2 separate regions of the Homo sapiens genome follow, and region 2 is linked to region 1. A link is a loop called in an ENCODE intact Hi-C map of the cell type or tissue named here. Cell type or tissue: breast epithelium. All regions are shown on one strand.

Evidence for each region. Hi-C counts contacts between places; a loop is a spot of excess contacts. Peaks named below come from ENCODE experiments on the same cell type or tissue, not always from the same donor. Only the 100,000 strongest peaks of a DNase experiment are listed, where the experiment ranks them.
Region 2: a loop joins it to region 1, with 12 times the contacts of the local background. A loop is called at or near these places in 2 of 110 quality-filtered maps.

What each region holds. Positions count from the first base shown.
Region 1 is chr21:38,791,843-38,799,842 of GRCh38, reverse strand. No RefSeq gene overlaps it. Among named protein-coding and RNA genes, the nearest start is that of ETS2, 10 kb to the left of the region's middle. In breast epithelium, no CTCF peak of the experiment used is centred here; a DNase peak (open chromatin) is centred at 4,713.
Region 2 is chr21:38,643,658-38,651,657 of GRCh38, reverse strand. It overlaps a transcript of ERG not described here. Among named protein-coding and RNA genes, the nearest start is that of LINC00114, 130 kb to the left of the region's middle. In breast epithelium, no CTCF peak of the experiment used is centred here; no DNase peak of the experiment used is centred here; H3K27ac peaks cover 52 bases; H3K27me3 peaks cover 451 bases.

The DNA.
Region 1 (8,000 bases):
AAAAATTAGCTGGGTGTGGTAGTGCATGCCTGTAATCCCAGCAACTCAAGAGGCTGAGGCAGGAGAATCGCTTTAGCCCGGGAGGCAGGGGTTGCAGTGAGCCAAGATCGTGCCACTGCCCTCCAGCCTAGGTGACAGAGTGAGTTAGACTATGTCTCAAAAAAAAAAAAGAATATTTAAAAAAAAGAATATTCACAGGTAAGTACAACCATTATCGAAGTCCCTTTTAGAACATTTTCATCACCTCAAAAACAAAGCTGTTTTGATTAGCTATCACCCCATTATCCCTCCGACCCCCAACCCTAAGCAACCATGGATCTACCTTCCGATACTATGGATTTGCCTTATGATTTATGAAGTGTTCTGGACACTTCATAAGAATGGAATCATACAATATGTGGTCATTCGTGACTGCCTTCTTTCACTGAACATAATATTCTCAAGGTTCTTTTGTGCTGTAGCATGTACTGCATGGATGAACTTCATTCCTTTTTATGGCCAATGTATTTTTTTTTTTTATTAAACCCAATTACCCCATTTCTGTTTGTAGGTACATGTGAAACTGCTGGTCAGTAGCAATGGAGGACTCTTAGGGTGTCTTTGACACCAGAATTGGGTAACAACACTTGATGTTCTTTTTCTGGACCAACCTGGGCTGGGGCGGAAGATGTGCAGTAGGGGCTTGGGTGGCACTGGGCAGCCCATCACAGGCCTCTCTCAGGTGTCCTTGTCCCCTCAGCTCCCACCCTCCCAGCAGAGGGTGGTGAAGGAAGACATAGCCGGGCTCACCCAGAGGGCACGAGATGCAGGCAGCCCCTTCTCCACTCGGAGCGTGAATGTTTCTTGGTAGCAAGAATGTTTGACTAGATACAGCAAGTCGTGCCTTCTCGTTTCTTTCTTTTCATCCTACTATAGAAAAGTGAGTGGACTATTTCACTGCAAGAATGACCTGCTCTAGTTTAGGGGAAAAGGCAAGCATTTGACATTTAAAAAATGACTTTCAGTATGACTTGTGCATTCAAATACTTATTTCAAAAGGCTTCTAAACGTGATACCCATTCTCAACACAGCAGCCAGAGGGATCCTGTTTAAACGGCAGTCAGCCTGTCCGTCCTCAGGTAAAACCCTCCAACAGCTCTTGTGTGACTCAGAAGAAAGGCCTGAGCCCAAGCCCGCCACGCCCCTGGAGGCCCTGAGACTCAGCCTCCAGCAGTTACATGACTGAGTCTCTGCCTCCATGTTCAGTTCCTGCTCTGGGCACCAGGCCAACTCCCTCCTGAGCTGTTCCCTCTCCCTAGAAGGGTCTTCCCAGGAGTCCGTGTGACTCCTACTGTCACCGCTGCCAGATCTTTACTAAATAGTCACCTTTGGTGAAGCCTTCCCTGGCCACCCCACCTAAAATTTCAACAACTCCTTTCTGACACCGAATGAGTTTTTTTTTCTTAAGCCCTTATCGTTACGTTCTTTATCTTTTGCTTTTTTACCTTAATAATTCTCTGTCTCCACAGCACAAATTCCACCCCATTAGGGAAGGAATTATATCTGCTTTGTTCACTACTTTCCTGCAATGCTTAGAATAAATCCTGATGCACAGCACTCAATAAATATCTGTTGGAAAAATTACACGATTTAATTCTGCGGAAGGAATTTCGCCCTTTCAAAGGAAAATGTAAAATGCTGGTTAGTAAGTACTAATGCTTACAGTAGAAGTTTTATCAGTAAAAAGATGCAAATGCATTATGTAATGTCTTTTACAATACTTTGCTGAAATGGTAAACACTATAATAATGATAGAACCTCACATTTATATAGTACTTTATACCTTTCCTAGGTGGACACGTCTGTGACACTACTGATTTTGAGTAGCATTACTATCTTCAGTTTAAATAATTTGCCCAAAGTCGCAGAGCACACTTCTAGAGGATTCAGGACCAAAATCCTCCTAATTTTTTCCTAGAGTGATTCCCCACTAAAACAAACAGAATGGCACTTTACCTGTGGAGCCCTTCACAGTTTTCAAACTGTTTCCCAGATAGCAGCTCCATTGCCCCTTGCCCTGCAATAAGCAGAGTGAGCACTGCTACCCTGGGTTAAGCAGTGAGGACACAGTGACTCAGCCTGGCCCGGGGGCCTGGCTGGCTAAGCTGAGAGCCAGGCCCAGACCTCTGCTCTTTGTCCCAACCTTATGGCAGACAATGAGCAATGACATATCACTCAGACATACCACTTCCTTGTTCTTGGCAGAAGAGGACACAGCTTGACCCTCAGCATTTGAGGCTGTAGAGCCCATTGGTTTCATCATTTAAGAGCAGCCCTGGCTGGGTGCGGTGGCTCACGCACTTTGGGAGGCAAAGGTGGGTAGATCATCTGAGCTCAGGAGTTTGAGACCAGACTGGCCAACATGGTGAAACCCCGTCTCTACTAAACATACAAAAATTAGACGGGTATGGTGACAGGTGCCTTTAATCCCTGCTACTCAGGAGGCTGAGGCAGGAGAATCACTTGAACCCAGATGCAGAGGTTGCAGCGAGCCTAGATCGTGCCATTGCACTCCAGCCTGGGTGACAAGCACGAAATTCCATCTAAAAAAAGGACTTTGCAGTTGTAGTAAGTGATGGATCTCAAGATGAGATTATCCTGGGTTATCCTGCTGGGTCCTGAGTCAAATGACAAGTGTCCTTATAAGAGACACACAGAGAAGAGATACAAGGAGATGAGAAGATGGCCGTGTGAGGACGGAGGCAGTGAGGGGAGAGAAGCGGGCATAAGCCGGGGGGTGTCAGGGACCCCGGAGCTGGAAGAGGCCACGAAGGATCCTCTACTGGGGCTTCAGAGGGAGAGTGGCCCTTCCAACACCTTGATTTCAGACTTCTGGCCTCCAGAACTGTGAAAGGGTCCATTTCTCTGTTTTAAGCTAACTTGTTACCAGAGCCCCAGGAAACAAGTCCAATCTCATCACGAGAAGTGACCTGGAAGGGAGAGAGAGGGAGGAGGCCGGCGGCAGGGAGGGAGCCAAGAGAGGAATGCATTCAAGGAAAGTGGGGCTCTCAGCAGGAGTAAGAAAGTGTGGAGTATATTGAAAAACTCGGGTAAAGGGCAAATGGCTGAATTAGGCTGTAGCTTGGATCTTAGACCTTCTCTCTGTAAAAATGAGAAAAAGGGATTTATCAAATGGCTTCAGCCAGTGGGGGCCGCACGCGTTACATGGTGGTGAGTTCATGTTGAAAGGTTGAGCCCCGTCCCTGGGGATGAGTCACCCTCTGCCATTCATGCAGGAAAGAAATCATTAAAAAAAAGAATAAGAATTTACAAATTCAGGTCAATTACATGTTCATAATGGTGTGAGGTGTCAGAGGCTGGAAAAATGAGAAGAAGCCAGCAGGCTGCCTTTGGCCCTCCTGCTCTAGTTCATTGCTAGTTTCTCATAGCTGGGTCCTCCAGGGCCTCTCAGATTTGAGTCTGATCCAGTCCCTCTTCCTGCATCAGCAAGAAAAAGCTGGCCTTAGCCCGAACAACATGGTGAGACCCCATTTTTACAAAAAATGCAAGAATTAGCCAGGCATGGTGGTGCGTGCCTGTAGTCCTAGCTACTCAGGAAGCTGAGGTGGGAGAATTGCTTGAGCCTGGGAGGTGGAGGTTGCATTGAGCCACTGCACTGCAGCCTGGGCAACAGAGCAAGACCTTGTCTCCAAAAAAAAAAAAAAAAAAAAAAAGCTGGCCTTGCAGACATCAACCTGGAGACCTAAAATACCCCCAGAGCCAGCCCCATGGTCTAGTAGAGACTGGTCTGTCCCCTGGCCGGCCCAGGGTCACTTCCGGGTCCGGAGAGCCCCCTGCTTCCTGTTCACTGTGCATGAGAACCTTCTCTTTCCCTCAGCCCTCATCCTCTGGGTGGGCTTCTGCCTTGGTCTCACTCCTTCAACTCAGGCATCTCCCCTGCCTGGTGTCCTTATTCCCCTCCTCGACCAGAGATGTGCCATTGACCTGCCATCCAAGACAGTCCCACACAGTGACCACCCGCCTATTTCCTGTGTGTGAACCACACAGGGGCTTCCTTCCAAGCTCATCTGTTGGTGTGTGGGAGTGTTAATGTGGACCTCAGGTGCTGCCCTGCACATGATCAATCCCAGACCATGGGGAAGAGGCGTGGTGGCAGCAGGGCAGCCAGCCATGTGACCACAGGAGCATTAAAGGCAAGTGACGAGGCTGGCTCAGGCCAGCGAGTTATTAGCAGAGATGGAGAAAAGGGCTTCTCGTCCCAGGAACCGGTACCACCACCCACCGGTTGCTCAGCAAAAGACCTGGAGTTGTCCTGGATTTCTCTTCTTCCTTTACTCCCATAAACCATCAGCAAATGCCGTGGACTCTGCTTCCAGAACACATCTCAAGCACAGTCTCTTCTCTAGTGCCCTGGTCATCACCACCATGCAAGAGCCTCCCAGCTCTCCTCTGTTCTACCTCCTAGAATCCACCCTGCACACAGCAGCCAATGTAGCCTTTGGAGAAGTTAATCCTATGACGCCACCTCTCTCCTCAAAATTCCCAGAAGGTTTCTCACCCTGCAGAGAAGAGAATCCAAAACTCCTCACCATGCCCTCTGTGACCTGGTCCCCACCCCCTTCCTCATTCTCCTCTTTGCTGGTCACACTCCAGTGTACCTGCCTGGGTCTGTTCCTGGAAAACTCCCGTTGCTGCCCCCTGGGGACTTTGCACTCGCTGCTCCCTGGCGTTCTTTCCACCTGGCTCTCAAGCCTGGCTCCTTTTCATCATCTGAGGCAAATGGGCAAATGTCACTGGCTCAGGGCAGTTCTTGCCGATCCCAAGCGGAAAGAGCCTTACTTTCATGTCACTATCACATCCTGCCAATAATGCGCTCCCAGCATTATCTCTCCAAAAATGATTTTGTTGCTTTATCTGTTTTTTTTTTGTCTTTTGTTTTTGTTTTTGTTTTTTTGAGACAGTCTTTCTCTCCTCCCCAGGCTGGAGGGCAGTAGTATAATCTCGGCTCACTGCAACCTCCGCCTCCCAGGTTCAAGCGATTCTCCTGCCTCAGCCTCCCAAGTAGCTAGGATTACAGGCACGTGCCACCATGCCCAGCTAATTTTTGTATTTTTAGTAGAGACGGGGTTTTGCGTTGTTGGCCAGGCTGGTCTTGAACTCCTGACCTCAGGTGATCCACCTGCCTCGGTCTGTTGTATTTCATTGTCTTTCTCCACATACGAAAGCGCAGGGTCAGTGAGAACCGGACCCTTTTCACCTGTGGTGTCCCAGCACCTTCCTGAGTGCCTGGCGTCCTCTGGGTGTTGATGAATATGCTTTCACTGAATGAACAGATGGGGGAGGAATGAATGAGTCTGTGTAGGTTCAGTGTATCATTCCAGCCTCTCCAGATCTTTATGACCCTCGAGTTTGTTATCCAAGGTCTCTTCTATTAGTAACTGCTTTGGCCCACATATAACCCTGATAAGCAAGTCATTGAACAAACAGTGACTGAGGCCAAGCCCGTAGTATGTCACTAGGACTCTCCCTCTGCATTGACATCACCTAGGGGTGGTGAGCTCTTTTTGTCTAATTACCCATGAAGATGTAAGACATTGCGCCAAATGTCCTACTGAAGAATAAATAACAGCTGCCACAGCCTCCTAGCTGCTTCGCCAGCAAACCTGATACAACTTGTTTCCACGAGGTCCGAATGACCCTGAGGCCTTCATTTGGTGGAGTGTTTCCCCTCACTCCTGCTGGAGCATCTGTGTCCGCCACTGCCAGCTGCAGGCTCAGGCCCATGTGGCCTCCGTCCCTGGGCTGGTGTATGCTGTGGATACCTCACAGGTGTTCTTCATGCCACAAGTCAACACAGAGCCTGTAGGCAGAGGAAGTGTGGCTCCGAGAGTGGTTGGTTCAGCGATACAGTCACTTGAAATACAACAAAAGCAAGTTGTTCTGCCCCTCGCGTAGAATAACACATGAAAATAACATCAGTAACAGGAGGCCACACATACAGGGGCTTAAATGAAATAGAGGTTTGGCCAGGTGCAGTGGCTCACTCCTGTGTAATCCCAGCACTTTGGGAAGCCAGGGCAGATGCATTACTTGAGGTCAGGAGTTTGAGACCAGCCTGGGCAACCTGGCAAAACCCTGGCTCTACTAAAATTACAAAATTTAGCAAGATGTGGTGGCGGGCACCTATAATCCCAGCAACTTGGGAGGCTGAGGCATGAGAATTACTTGAAGCTGGGAGGTGGATGTTGCAGTGAGCCAAGATTGTGCCACTGCACTCCAGCCTGGGTTACAGAGCAAGACCCTGTCTCGAAGGAAAAAAAAAAAAAAGAAATAGAGGTTTATTATTCACTCCCATAACACTTGGGGAAGGTGACCCTAGGCTGGTTTGTTGGCTTGGTGATGTTGTGGTAGTTTTGGGACTTAGGATCCTCCCACCTTGCTGTGTCCTCATTCTCCTGGTTGAAGATGTCTCCCTACCACATTTGCATTCCTCCCTAGGAAAGGAGGAAAGAGAAGCAGAGGCTCATCTTCCTAAGGGCACTAATCAGAATTGCACATGGCAGGCCCATTGGTCTGGATTTTGTCACGTGATATCATCTAGTTGCAAAGGAGGCTGGGAAATTTAGTCTTTGGCTGGATGAGCCTGTGCTGAGAATGGGTGCCTGTAGGACGAGCAGAAGGCCCATCCCTGTCCATCTCTGAGGTACACCCCTTCCTCCTGGGTGACCTTCCAGTCAACCAGGGACAATCCTCAGGCTCCCCTATCTCTTGTCCACTTTTAATGAATCTGGAATGGGGGTCTGCGGATTCTAGCTTTGGGATTTCTTTGATAATCAGTCTCTTCTTTCTCTTCTCCCTGACTGCAAAGGAGCAGGCACCATAGCATCTGGCAGTTACTTTTCAGATACCCTCCCTCTGTTATCTTTCTTTCAGTCAATACTATGCCAGGCAGCCAGATGTGCTCCCCAACACTGGCACACCTCGTTTTACTGTGCTTTACCTTATCGTACTTTACAGATACCATGTTCTTTATAAACTGAAGGTTGTGGTATACAGCAGGTCCACTGGTGCCATGTCTCCAAAGGCATGGGCTCACTTCCTATCTCTGTGTCCCATTTTGGTAATTTTCACAATGTTTTTTTATTATTTATTTGCACAAATTTATTATTATTCTATCTGTTGTGGTGGTCTGTGGTCAGTGGTCCTTGATATTATTATTATAATCGTTTTGGGGAACCACAAACTGTACCCACAGAAAACAGTGAACGGAATCAATAAATGTGTATGTATTCTGACTGCTCCACTGGCTGGGCATTTCCCTGTCTCTCTCCCTCTCCTTGGACCTCCTTATTCCTTGAGGCACAACAATATTGAAATTAGGCCAGTTAATAAGCCTGCAGTGGCCTCCAAGTGTTCAAGTGAAAGAAAGGGTCACACGTATCCCACTTTAAATAAAAAACTAGAAATGATTAAGCTGAGTGAGGAAGACATGTCAAAACCAAGATAGGCCAAAAGCCAGGCCTCTTGTGCCAAATAGCCAAGTTGTGGATGCAAAGAGAAAGTTCTTCAAGTAAATTAAAAATGCTACTCCAGCAAACACATGAATGGTAAGAAAGTGAAACAGCCTTATGCTGACGCGGAGAGTTTGAGTGGTCTGGATAGAACACCAAACCAGCCACAACATTCCCTTAAGCCAGAGCCTAATCCAGAGCAAGGCCCTAACTCTCTTCAATTCTGTGATGCCTGAGAGGTATGAGGAAGCTGCATAAGCAGAGATTGGTTCATGACATTTAAAAAAAGAAGTCATCTCGAGAATGTAAAAGTGCAGGGTGAAGCAGCAAATGCTGATGGAGAAGCTGCGGCAAGTTATCCTGAAGATCTAGCTAAGATCATTGATGAAGGTGACTACACTAAATCACAGATTTTCAGTGTAGATGAAACAACCTTGTATTAGAAGATACTACCTAAGATTTTCATAGCTAGAGAGGAGAAGTCAATGT
Region 2 (8,000 bases), 150 kb after region 1:
TAGTTTTAAATCTTCCAGTAGCCAAATTAAAAAAGACAGGGACAGGTGGAATTAATTTTAATAATGTAATTTATGTAACACATGCTGAAAATACTACCATTTCAAATGTAATCAGTGTAAAATATGGATGAGATATTTGACTTTATTTTTTTTCTATATGAAATCTTCAAAATCCATTGTGTAGTGTATATTTACAGCACGTCTCCATCTGGGCTGGTCACATTTCAAGGGCTCCATAGTCACATGTGGCTAGTGGCCACCATGCCGAATAGTGCAGGTCTAGAATGTTTAGCTTAGGAATTCAAATTTAATATAATGAGCAACCGCAACATCTATTATGTCTCTTGGCCACAGGAGTAGAAGTTTTGTGACCTTATGTCACTAAGGAACCAGATATGATAGCAATAGAAAATTGAATGCCAGCGTGACATGTTCGGTACTAGATCTGCAGTTTTTACATTGGAGGGAAAAATGTATGTATAATTTCCTGTTGAGTCACTTCATGCTTTTAAAGGGTAAAATAAAATACTGAATTTCAGGCCAAAACTCTGTGTGCCAGCTAACAAATAGTGCGGCTTTTGCCGGAATCATGCTGCGACAACTCCAGGCATAAAAATGCTATTTGAATATCCTCTATTTAAAGATAATTCCAGCTTGATGACAAATTTCTTATTTTGCATGTTTCTTGAGAATAATACAATTGATTATTTTGAAGAACGGCATTCTTAAAGTGCTAGAATCCCAGAGGAAGAAAGCACATCAACTAAATGTATTGCTATAGAATTAACCTTTACAAGGACATATTCACACTATTTGATCATGACAGGTTGCACATAACACAGGCTTTTCCCTTCGTTTGTGATACTGAAGCTTATGGAAAAGTCTTCTGAAGTCAATCCACAGTGCTTACATGCCATTTGTTATTATCAGTGTGCTATATGTGTACTATACGTGATGCGTCATTGAGTAACCTTCTACCCTTTTAACTATGCCACTCTTTTTTTTTTAATTTTTATTTCTTGAGACAGAGTCTTGCTCTGTTGCGCAGGCTGGAGTGCAGTGGTGCGATCTTGGCTCACTGCAACGTCCGCCTCCTGGGTTCAAGCGATTCTTGTGCTTCAGCCTCCTGAGTAGCAGGGACTACAGGTGCACACCACCATACCCGGCTAATTTTTTGTATTGTTAGTAGAGACAGGGTTTCGCCATGTTGCCCAGGCTGGTCTGGAACTCATGAGTTCAGGCAGTCCTCCTGCCTCAGCCTCCCAAAGTGTTGGGATTACAGGCTGAGCCACCGTGCCCAGCCTATGCTACTCTTAAAGTTAAGATTTCATTTAATTTTTTGTGCAAAGTAAGAAACTTCACTAGCAGATTCTTACTCATTCACATTTTCCTGAATAAGAAATTTGTTTTTAGTTCCAGTAGCTGGTCTCTAGGCAAATTTCTCGTCTGTGGTTCTTTGTAGATAAGTTTGTTTTCATTATCGCTAGTGCATAATAAGGGAATTTCACTCTTTTTATTTTGGTTTATTTTTCCCAGTGGGCAGTGCTTACTGTAAAAATAAAACAAAAACTGCTAAATAAAATAAGTGTGGCTTCTCTAGACTCTAATCACCATATTGAATTTTACACCTAAGGCAGCACAATTATTGGTAACCAAACAGTGAAGGAGAAGGAATATTGTGGTTTATTAAAACACCCAACCATACCCAAAACCTCTGACCAAGGAGCATGACTGTGTGTTCTCGCGTCTAGCATTATACGTCTCTGGTGTGTAGCGATGCTTCATTGTAGGGTCACGTAAGGACAAATGGAGAAGCAAGACTTTATCTTGTGTACTGCAGGCTCCCCAGCTTTCAAACGTAGGCAATGAGTTGGATTTTGTAGTTGAATCTTGTTTCGTCCTATAAGGAACGTGGGCCACTAGGTGTGAGCCCTTTAGGGGTAACTGAAATTCTATTCCAAGGCCTCCTGCATGTCCACTTGATGCCGTAAGCTGCATTCAAGCATTGCAGTTTCGTATCAGAGTACAAATTTAATTTAAAGTCTAAATTATATTTGAGCAGTCTGAAGCACATTAAGGCTTCTTAAATAATTCACTTGAGGTTACGTTCAGTGAACATGTGTAAATATGAGAACGTGCGAGGCAAGTGGTCTAAACACACAATGAATACGAGACCACATTGATGTAAGCCACAAGTGCTTAAAATCTTGTCGGAAAAAGCGTGTCATCCCCGGTAACCAGAACGTTTGACTGGCCATGTGGCTCGCAGGGAAGGGTTGGTGTCCAGGTGCCTCTGTGCTTGGTCCTTGCAGTTTGCCACATCATCAAGGGAGACCTTTGAGAGAAACGCTACGTCATCAGCTCATGGGTGTGGCTCTCAGCTGCAGCGCCACAGGGGAGACAGAAGCCCCCTGGGTGCTGCCTGCCGCAGCCCTCGGTGATGCCAAAACAGCCGTTTCCCATCAGCTTCTCAGGTTGGGTATCTGCGGGTGCGAAATGGCTGAAATGTACTCTTGGAAACTGTTGTGTTTAGTTAAACTTGGATTAATGAGAACCATCGAGTTTATTTTTTCCTTTGGGCTGAACAGTTTTCATATGTTATAGAGATGTGTGGGTGGATTCAGGGGCATGACAAGTGACTCCCAGTAGAGTCAGCTCATGAAGGCATCTAAGCATCGCTGAGCAATGCCCCTTCCTCACTGTCTCTGAGCTTCTAGACCTTCCTCCTGGGCACGTCCTTCCTTAAGTGTTTGGACTCACAGTTCTGAAGTGTCGTCGTTAGTGAGGTTTCTCCTGCAGTCAACACACCCAGGGACTAAAAGAAACAAGCCAGCGAGTCCAATGAAATCAGGCTGCAGATCTGAAGTGCTTTTGGAATATCCTGCCCCTGCTTTCTGTCCTCTGTCTGGTTTTCATGGAAATTTGTGTCTGGGAATGAGGGGGAATCGGAGTGGATTTGCTGGAGGCAGGTGCCTGTGTTCTTTGGCCCTTGCCATTAGGAGTCAGGACCAAGGAACCTCGGAGGAGGTGGAGGAGGAGGCAGAGGCCGTGGGAGATGCGATGAGCACGGTGCAATCTTTATAAGACAGTAGGGATTTCCACAGACTTCCTGATTTTTGAAAATTATTCATAAGCCTGCCCTCATCTGGGATTTTCAGGACAGAAAACATACCCCATTTACTGTCCACGCTCCATAAATTACCCTTTCAGATTGTTGCAAAGTTATTTTTTGCATTCTGTAATGCTGGCATACGTAAGCTCTGTGATTGTGAGTAAAATGCCTCCATTTCTTTCTCCAGCAAGGATCAGGACGGCACTGGTCAGGACAACATGCGGTAGCATCGCGGCCCCATTTGAAATACAGGCTACTTCTCCAAAAGGTTGGGAATAAATGCTGGCCCAACCCTGATTTAAAAAGATTAAGGAAGAAATGGAAATGAGGATCAGAATTAGTTACGTTTGCACTGGCAAAGGAAGCGAGATTAAATACTTGCTTTCAGTCTTTGCTCCAAGCAAGTAAAAAATTTAAAAAAAAGAATTGCATATTACATATTTGGGAAAGTTAAATGCATGCTTCCTTTCTGGAATGCACAAGCCTATTTGTAATGGGCTTTGCAAGGCAAAGATTGCTGCATTGGACACTTAACATGAAATAAGATGTCCTGAGAAATCTTTAGTTCATAGACATTAAAAAATAAGTTGCTGTTTTAAATAAACATAATCATCTGCTTCATCTGTGTCAGAGTGCCGAGTCTTTATTTCTTTCCTTTTTATTTTTTGCTTTTTCAGTGGTTTTATTTCTTGTGCTTTAATACCCATTGGCTTCTAAAATAGGAGGTGACGTGTATGTGACTTGTTAAAGAGTGAATGAGTGTAACATAACCCTTTCAATTCCCAACTTAGAGAAATCATTTTGGGGATACCTTAAGCATATCAGAATAAAAGAAAACTTAGTATTTCTGTGTCACCTGAGGCACTGGTGCCAAAACCAGCAAGAAGTAGTGACATTTTGTAATGTAGTTACATTTAGGCTTAAATTAGTGTTTTTCAACCTTTTTTTTCATGACCAACCTCCTGTTTTCATGATCAACCTCCTAAAAAGCATTTTCTGATTTTTTTTCCTAATTGTCCCTCCTCACATGAAAATTTAATACCACAGATATACTGTTTTAGTACTTTGCATTATACATATACGTATGTCTACATTTAGGTATATCTGTGCTTTATACAGAAAAGGAATAAGACGTTTTTCATCCTTCAAGAACTAATTTTAGCCTCCTTGAGGATGCATGGCTTAAATACGAAATGCCAATACTTGACTTTGCAAAGTATTCTGTTTAGGAAAAAAGACGGTGGATGCCCGTACGTGACCTTAGAAAGGACTGAAGGTGGTGAGGAGATTCAAAGTAAGCAAGGACTGGGACACCAGGGAATGATGTTCTGTTGGTTGTCGTCCTTGTTTAGAACGTGGCCTGAAAACTGATAATGAGAAAACAAAAGATGGATGACAGCTCCCCTTTGTATTGTTCAAGCACCATTAAACATGCCGAATCGCTGACCACATGTTTTCCACGTATGAGAAGGTGACACGGTACTTATCAAAGTTATGAGTGGACAAAAGCAGAAGGTTGCAAAAACCAGTAGCCTAGAGAGAGCAAGGCGGCATGGAGGCTGGCAGCCACCGGTGAGCTGATGGGAGAGGCTGCCTTTATGAACTTCTGGACCTGAGCACGCAGCCTTTTCCCTGCACGCTTTGGATGTAACAGTGCAGGTCATGTGGCGGGACTGACGTGCAGCAGCTGGATCACATTGACTCTGATCTTTCCCCTCCAGTAAAAATGGAAATGTAATAAAACAAACAACAACAACAAAGATGCTGAGCTTACCCCAAAACTCAATCAGAAGAGAAAAACACCTGGGCCATTGTCAAGAGAAACAAAACTGGGCCGGTATGAACATGATCAGCGAATAGTATTTCCATTAAAAGGCAACTGACTCAGAGATGGAGGGTGAGTGTTCTGTGAGGCAGAGCTGAATAACCCACCCACGCCCTGTAGCTGACAGGATCACTTAAGCAGAGTTACTAGAAATGACCCAGTGATACTGAAAACAGGAAAAAGTACATGAAGGGAAAAGCAGATTCTTAGGAAGGGAAAGAAGTGTGTGAAACCAGAGCAGATCGGTCAGAATCTAACATTCTGTTTGAGTCTCTCCTCATCACCTGCAGTCCTAACAAATCCTCCACTTCTCATCTTCAAGTGAGTAATGGTATGGCAATGCCCTGTCTTCTAGGAGAGATTAAATGGTAAAGGATGTTACCATGAGTGCAGAAGCGACTGTTTTGTTTTTGTTTGTTTTGCTTTTTTTTTTTTTTTTTTAGACAGAGACTCCCTCTGTCACCCAGGCTGGAGTGCAGTGGTGCCATCTTTGCTCACTGCAGCCTCCATCTTCCGGGTTCAAGCAATTCTTGTGCCGCAGTCTCCCAAGTAGGTGGGATTACAGGTGCATTTCACCATACCCAGCTGATTTTTTAATATTTTTAGTAGAGACAGGGTTTCGTCCTGTTGGCTAGGCTGGTCTCGAACTCCTGACCTCAAGTGATCCGCCCTCCTTGGCCTCTCAGAGTGTTGGGATTACAGGCGTGAGCCACCACACCCAGTCAAGACTAGGTTTCTAAGAGAATGGTTGCATCCAACTCAGAATGTGGGAAGTGTGGTGATGCTTTGTGCTGGTCGACGTCTTCCTGGGCCATCACTAGAGTATATGCTTCTATCTGGGGGCTGAGATCAGAGTGGTACCTGCATTAAACATCAACAAGTCGGCTATACAGAGCCCAGCTGTGCCTTTTGCTTATTGCTTTCTGGGCCTGTATTTGGAATGTAAAAGGGACATACATTTTCACTGATGCTTTTTGTCTTTGTTGTCTATGTTTTAAGTGGTGTTTAAATTCAAGCAAATACTGTTTAGTTGTAAAAGCTCACTCTTTCTCAAGTCTTTCCTCCCTTCTGTTTTTCCAAATTGTCTCTTTTGAATCATCTTACAGATAGAGTTAGTTTGAGTCAGTGGTGATCCACACATTGAATTTGGAGCCCAAGCCGCAGAACTGACCAAGTGCTTGTCATGGTCACGTGGAACCCAGATCTGAAGTCTGTGAATTCTTGCCCTTAAAAATCACTAAAAATACCTCTTTGAAATATGACTCGTTTCACAGTGGATTCCACAGTAGCAAAATCACATTGTGGTTTATTTGGTAGCAGGGTCAGATGAGATGATACATTGCAATGTATGCCTACACTCTTATGTATATGAAACCTATTTATATTACAAGCCATATATTTGTTTCTCTATAGCCATAGTTCACACTTAGGTTTTTCTTGCCTTTTCTGGGTAATTCCCTTTGAGCTTAGTAATTGGGGCCGTTAACTGTACAACAGTGTAGGAATTTATTATTTACTTATTTTTAAGGGTTTAAAATTTTTAAAATCGTTTATTTTTTTCTGAGACAGAGTCTCATTCTGTCACTGAGGCTGGAGTGTAGTGGTGTGACCACAGCTCACTGCAGCCTCCATCTCCCACACTCAAATGATCCTCCCACATCAGCCTCCCAAGTAGCTGGGACTACAAGTGCATGCTGCCATGCCCGGCTAAGTTTTAAAATATTTTTGTAGAGATGGGGTCTCGCTGTGTTGCCCAGGCTGCTCTCTAACTCCTGGGCTCAAGAGATGCTCCCTCCTTGGCCCCTCAAAATGCTAGGATTACAGGCATCAGCTGCCCAGTGTAGGATTCTAGAAACATTAATGATCCTTACCACCTGGGGTCAATGATGGCATGAAGATCACATCTGTATTCAGAAAAAGTGAATATCAAATACATGTTATTTCTAGGCCATTTCAGAGTTGTTTCACTGCTTGGCTCAATTTTAATATGATTTTTGTATGGCAATTTTTTCCCCCAAAATATTTAATTGATATAATCCTGATAAATAATCTTGTAAATATTGTGATAACCTTGTCTTAATAGAATTCAGCCTAAGTTAGTTCTTCCTTGGACTACATTGAAAGGAATCCAGGGAAGACCCCTGTCATACCAAATTTCACCCTTTGCTAATTCTCTAGGTAGAAAAAGACTGTGTTATACGTTGATCTCCTTATAAGGTGTTTCTACAGACCAAGATGTCTGCAGGCAATGTTTGGGAAGGCTCTTGTTTGCTAAGAAATCACACCCAAATGGAAACCTTCAGAAAACAAGTGGAAGCCAGGAAAAGTGTCCATCACTGGAAAGTTGAAATCTCCTTTAAGAAAATCAATTTATTAAAAGGAAAATGTCTTCCCATCTTGTTATAGTATGTTATAATATATCGAAAGTTCTTTTAAAAGGGATTCTTCTACTTAGTAACAATATCATCATGGTGGTTTGCAGACAGAATGTCATGCTACTAAATGGTGCCGCCTCTTCCATTGGATTTCAGAAGCCAGTGGCTGCCCTGCTCTGCACTTCTTCCTCTTCCTGGCTTGACCTCAATTCAGACCTGTGTGTCCTTCTGCACAGTAGGTCCCAGGCTACCACCTGGAGAGGGGAAAAAGTGGCTATGAAGGCCTCTAGGAAAAAAAGCCAACTCCACTAAAGTTTGTTGAGAGGGTGAGAAAGAAAGGAGGGGAGAGGGTGAGCAGAGGGGACTGTCCCTTGGGACCCCAGCTTCCCAAGTTCTGGCAGTGGATGGTGTCTGTGGGCACTTGGTTTTCAGTTACTCACTGCCTGGACAGTGTGTGTTCTTCCTGCCCCACGTGGCCAGCCAACATATGGCTCAAGCCCACAGTTCTTATTTTCCTGTGTTTACTTGAAATCTCTCTGAGCACGTGGAATTTACAGAAACATGCACTTCAATTATCCTTTACATTGACCCAAAATGGTACTGAGGAAATTTTCCAGTGGCCCTGCTAACCCTGAAAATGGCAACAGACAGGTGCAGACCGATGCATTCCCGGTGGGGCGGAATCCTC